2 separate regions of the Homo sapiens genome follow, and region 2 is linked to region 1. A link is a contact called in ENCODE Hi-C data. All regions are on one chromosome and are shown on one strand. The core of a region is the stretch at or near the end of the contact, and the rest is flanking DNA. Distances in the headings are between cores, read along the strand shown. Region 1 overlaps IL1RAPL1 (interleukin 1 receptor accessory protein like 1). Region 2 overlaps IL1RAPL1 (interleukin 1 receptor accessory protein like 1).

Evidence for each region. Hi-C counts contacts between places; a loop is a spot of excess contacts on that map. Pooled maps may share reads with other maps.
Region 2: a map of heart left ventricle shows a loop between it and region 1 (6-fold over the local background). The contact joins two enhancer-like sites. A Hi-C loop is called at or near these places in 7 of 168 maps with a recorded cell type or tissue (Right ventricle myocardium inferior, heart left ventricle, heart right ventricle and 1 more) and 8 of 50 pooled maps.

The regions. Positions count from the first base shown.
Region 1 is chrX:28,609,095-28,612,182 of GRCh38, forward strand. The region is part of intron 1 of IL1RAPL1 (interleukin 1 receptor accessory protein like 1); the gene reads left to right. Among named protein-coding and RNA genes, the nearest start is that of IL1RAPL1, 23 kb to the left of the region's middle. Within about 2 kb of position 1,302, at least 3 of the 41 ENCODE cell types and tissues checked have a DNase peak (open chromatin) inside an H3K27ac peak, as active enhancers do.
Region 2 is chrX:28,846,209-28,849,206 of GRCh38, forward strand. All of the region lies in intron 2 of IL1RAPL1 (interleukin 1 receptor accessory protein like 1), which reads left to right. Among named protein-coding and RNA genes, the nearest start is that of IL1RAPL1, 260 kb to the left of the region's middle. Within about 2 kb of position 1,408, at least 2 of the 41 ENCODE cell types and tissues checked have a DNase peak (open chromatin) inside an H3K27ac peak, as active enhancers do.

The DNA.
Region 1 (3,088 bases), core at 52-2,551:
AAAAAGGGAAAAATGTAGTGATTGAGTTTGGGGGAATTGTAACTTGGGCAGCTCTAGCCAGCTGCAATGATGAACAAGGCTTCCTTTATTATTGCTTCAAGAAAAGCTATTGAGTGTCTAGCACAAAGTAGCTGCTTGAATACGGGAATATCCAATATCCCTTTGAGAGGCGTATTTGATTATACATTTTCCCTTTACCCTCTTGTTTCTTTCTAACTCTCCAAGTTCCACAAAAAGCCCCAAGATCACTGTTGTTATTATCATTGGTGTTGTTTTTTGACCCAGAGGTTATACCACTGACAACTACTGTTACCTATGTAAAATGATCTCTATCAATCTTTGACTAAATTTATACCTGATCCTGTTGTTCTTTTGTTTAAAATCTTCCCATAAATCTTTGGTCCTTACAGGATTATCTGTAAGAGGGTTAGCCTGGCAGGCATTTTTTTTTTTTTTACAATCAGATTCAACAGAGTTCTTTTTTGGCTTCATTTCTCACTTTGATCAAAATGACTTCTCAGCATGCATGTTCTTACACACACACACACACACACACACACACACACACAACATACCTACCTCTCTGATATATGCTTCCTATTAATTTCTGCCTAGAAAACTCTTACTCATCCTCTAATACCCATCTCAGATATATCTCTTGTTTTAACCCTTCCTTAATGTCTCTGGTAGAATGTGTTATCCAATAACCCTCCCTGTCCCCCGACCCCACTCAACCCCAATGATCAGAGAACATATTCCTGTTAAATCACCTATTTTACTGAAATTATTTCATTTGTCTCTCTCACTTTTTAGAATGGAATCTTCATAAGGCCTGAGATGCTATTTATTTAGCTCTGAAAAAACTAGCCTTGCATACAAGTCTTGTCATAATAAGTCCTAATGAATAGTTGATTGACTGAATGAACGGATCTTCACTTGTGGATTTTGCACAACCTACAGTTGTGGGTGCCAACTCAATGTGCAGAGTTGGAAGCTGTTTGTAGCTCTGCCAGTCAGTTTTATGTTCTGCCAGCACATTCTTGGTTGTTGTACATTCCCCACTGATAGGATTTTACCCAACAGTACTTGGCTTGATTACAGTGTTCAAAATTGTTTTTCACCATGTCTGGGTTTTTTTCCCCTACTCGACTTCATTCTCTCAGTTTCTGTACAGCAGGCTTCTGGGACATCCTGTTGTTACCCATTCCCCTCCTGTACCTCGCCCATCCAAGTAACTTTGTGAGGAAAGGCTGGGAGACTGGCCAATTTCCAGCATCTTGTTGCTGGTGATCCTGTATTACTGTAGGCATATAAGTGGTGAACCTGGGCATGCTGCCATGGCTAGCAGTGAAGGTGAATGCATTCCGGTGCCAATAAGGGCTAAGGCATGGAAGTAAATCCATGCAGAATTGACTTTGTCAGTGCTTTCTAGTAAAGGAGGAGTTTATACATGGAAAGTATATCGGTAGCAGTTAGCATCATTTTGTCCCTTATAGTTCTAGATGAAAGAACACCAATATTTTTTTACCTTAATTGCCTAGTAAGAATCTGATGTTCGTAGAAAGTTCTGTACCCTTGTTGCATTTGCTGCCTAGCTCAGCTCCGAGACAGGAAACTGAATTAGGTATACAGTCCTAGAAGTCACTGTTGCTCAAACTTGAATTGCACATGGATCATTAAGGGATTTTAATTCAGTAGGTCTGCGGTGGAGCCAAGATTCTGCATTTCTAATAAGCTCTCTGGTGATACCATGATGTTGATATTGTTGGTCTGAAAAATTCACATTGAGCAGCAGGATGTAGAGGGCAGAGTGAGCTCTTTGACAAGCAGTGCCAGCTAATGCGCGTACCCTCTACATCTTGAGTGCCTCAACAATGCCACAGGATGACAGAGCATGCCAAAACACAAAATAAATCAGTTCCCTCATCACCACTGCATGTTAGTTCAGAATGTTACTGACGGTGGTGGAAGCATCCCTGAGTTAGTGTTCTCCCTCCCACAGAGCTCATTTAGATTCTTTGTGGAGAAGGGAAGAGGTTGGCTTCCCCACCAAATCTTTGTTGAAAATGATTTAACACATTAAAAGAGCAAATCAGTATCTTAAGGTTTAAACTTCTTAGCTGCAGAGGAAGTTAAGTTCAGTTCCCAAGGACTTAAGGGTTCAGTGAATTTTCACCAGGTTCTTTTTTCACCTAAACTTCAAGAGCGCGGTAGGAGAGCCATCATTTATTGAGTTCCTGCTATATGTGGGCACTGTTTGTTAGGTGCTGGAGGTACAAAGAGGCATCACACATAATCTCTTGCCCGAGGGAGTTTACAATTGACTCCATTAAAGGTTCAAATTTTGAGGATAAAGGTGTGTCTTATTTGACTTTATATTTCCCAAAGTGTAAAATTAATAACTGCCTATTAACTAAAATGTTGCTAAACCACAGCATAAGAAGAGTGTATTTTAAGGCTAAATCATGCCACAAATTATGACATGGTTAGTATAGTTACAAGTGACAATTGCATGCCATTTCCATTCTGTAAATCAGAGCTTCCTAATACTGCTTTAAACACAAAATGTGCCGTTGGGCAAATGCTGTATTAGCACCACTAGTACTCTGTTTTTCAAACTGCAAAGGGCATCCCAGAGTTTTAATTTTGTTTCTTGGTGTAAATTTATATGTTCTTTGGATAACCACCCAATTTGTCCATGTAGCCAAGCTTCTCATAGGAGAGATGACAGAGGGGAACAGATAACTGTAGAACACAAGATAAAATATGATGAGGGCCAGGACACTGAAACACAGATAACGTAGGTATCAATAAACTACTACCCATGACCCAAATCCAGCCAGCCACCTGTTTTTTTAAATAAAGTTTTATTGGAACACAGCCATGGCCATTCATTTAGGTATTATCTATGGCTGCCTTCATGCTACAACTGCAGAGTTGAGGAATTGCACCAGAAACCATATATGGCTTGCAGAACCTAAAAGCTATGCCTTAGAGTCTAAGAAGCAGGCTTTCTAATATTTGTGGGGTCAGGGCAAGAAAACAAAAAGATACCTTCCAACTATGACCCGCCACTCTGCTGTTCTCA
Region 2 (2,998 bases), core at 158-2,657, 240 kb after region 1:
GTGATATGCATTTAAGTTTCCTCCATGACTTTTTATGACTTGATAGCTGATTTATTTTTAGCACTCAATAATATTCTATTGTCGGGATGTACCCAGGTTTATTTATGTGTTCACCTACTGAAAGACATATTGGTTGCATCTGAGTTTTTGCAATTATGAATAAAGGTGCTATAAATATTCACGGGCGGGTTTTTATGTCAAAATACAGTTCCAACTCCTTTGGGTAAATTCCGAGGAGTGTGACTACTGAGTCATATGGTAAGAGCATGTTCAGTTTTGTAAGAAACTGCCAAACTGTCTTTTAGTGTGGCTGTACTATTTTGCATTCCAAACTACAGTGAATAAAAGTTCCTGTTGCTCCGTATTCTTGCCAGCATTTTGTTGTCAGTGTTCTGAATTTTGGCTATTCTAATAGGTGTGTAGTGATATCTCATTGTTGTTGAAGATTTCATTTTTAGTCACAAAAATCATATAGCATTGGAAGGAATGTTAGATAGCATCTGGTTAAAATCACCACTTAATGTATAAACTTACTCTGCAATATTTCGTTTTAAGCAATCATCTCATCCAGAATCCTTTTAAGACCATCTATGGAATGCTTCTTGTCATGAGATGCAGAAAAGCTGTATGCTACCAAACATTAGAAGGCCCCAGGGCTCAGTCCTTGGACATCTTTGCTTTGTGCACTTACTGCCTTGGAGATCTCTTCCAGTATCATGGCTTTAAATACCATTTTTATGCTGGCAATTCCCAAATTTTCATCACCAACCTGGACCTCTCCCCTGAACTCCAGACACATGTATCAATCTGCTTAGTTGACATCTTTATTTTTTGTCTAAATGGGTATGTCACACTTAGCGACCCCAAACAAATTCCTTACTTTTTCTCCCACACCTGACCCTTCACATTCTTCCTCAGTAGTAACTTTATCCTTTCAGATGATCATGCCATAACCTTCATTCCTTTTAGCTCTTCTTTTTCATGCACTCCAGTCTATCAGCAAATTCTTTCAACTCTTCCTTGAAAAGAAGAGTTGAATGGACTCAAAATTTGACTAATTCTCACCACACCTGCTGCATCTTAGCCCAGTGCCCCTTGTCTCTCACCTGTTTTATTTCAATAGTCTTGTTACTGTTTTCTCTGCTTTCTCCCTTGCTCCCTTTAACTGTTTTATTCTGAATATGGCAGCCAGCGTGATTCCTTCACTTACCAATTGTATGATATTCTTCTCTATTCAGCCTCTACTTATAATGGTCTTTTATCTCTCTCAGAATAAAATCCCAAGTCCCCACAGTTGCTCACAAGGTTCTCATGCATAAACATCTGGCTCCCCAATGCCTCTTAGTATATCCATTAGTGTTTTCCCCTTGTTTGCTCGACTCCAGGGCACAAGGCTCCTCTGTTACATCAGACACACCCCCTCCCACGTCAGTGCCTTGCACTTGCTGTTCCTTTTGCCTGGGATGCTTTCCACACAGCTATCTCATGAGTCATTCCCGCTCCCCTGCCTGTCACAGTCAGCTCCTTCAGGTCTTTTCTCAAACACCTCTGCTTAGTGAGTCCTTCTCTAGCCACCTGATTAAACTTGCAACCTACTTCTTAACTCTTTTCACCAATGACTTTTTATATATATTTAAATAATTTCTTATTGTCTGTCTCCCTTCACTTCAGATGTCAGCTCCATGAGGAGAGAGTTTTGTCTGTTTTGTTCACTATTATATCCTGCATGCCTACAAAAGGCCCTGCTTTATATACACCATAGAATACTATGCAGCCATAAAAAGAACGAGTTCACGTCCTTTGCAGGGACTTGGATGAAGCTGGAAACCATCATTCTCAGCAAACTAACACATAAACAGAAAACCAAACACTGCATGTTCTCACTCATAAATGGGAGTTGAACAATGAGAACACATGGACACAGGGAGGGGAACATCACACACTGGGACCTGTCGGGGATGGGGGGAAAGGGGAGGGAGAGCATTAGGACAAATACCTAATGCATGCAGGGCTTAAAACCTAGATGACAGGTTGGTAGATGCAGCAAGCCACCATGGCACATGTATACCTATGTAACAAACCTGCACGTTCTGCACATGTATCCCAGAACTTAAAGTAAAATAAATAAATAAATAAAATGAAATAAAAATTAAGTCCCCTGCTTAGTAAGTATTGATTGACAGAATGAATTATTTTTTATACATTCTAAATATTAGGGAATTCTGTACTTGTAGGGTTTTTTTTTTCTCAACTGTGTATTTTAAAGGAGAGAAAGCAATCAACAACTCCTTTGTTTTTAATTTGGGTTTTCTATATTTAACAGATTTATCATTTTATTTTTTCCCTCAGTGAACTTGTTTATTAAAAAGAAATCTGTCACTAGCCAAAAGCTGTCTACCTTTTAGCTACTCGGCAATATTGGTGCATAATCATGGGTTCTTGGGATGCTTCCAACTTTGGTTTGACCTTTACAGATTAGCTCTGAATTAGGGACCACTGCTGGGTGAGAAGTAAGGTGTAGGAAGAAGACAGATATTCCAACACAATCTGGAATAATTAGAAGGACGAAGACAACAAGGAAAGGAGACTATTTTCAGTGCTTCAGGCCTCATTTTTATAACTGCTGACACAAGCCTGCTATTAAAATAGTCACATTTCCTCAAATATTGGACTTTCAGATGCAAACGGCGCAGTCAAATAGTTCTGTTAACATGACCTAATTTTCAGAGCTAGGTGTTATATGTGCTTTCATTCTGAGTCTGTAAACCTTTAGACCTCTGATTCTTTCAGCCCTAAGCTGATAGTATTATTGTCTAAAACCTAGCAATTTTCTCTGTAAACTTTATCATTTTGCATTTTATAAAATCCTTTATACTTACCTATGTAGAGCTTGGAGTTTACTATCCTAGGGAGAAGGAGTACAAGGCAATTAAAAAAAAAAAAAGCCCCGTATTCAAAGCAGAATGTTTCAAAAAGACTCTACTTCTGAAAAGGGGAA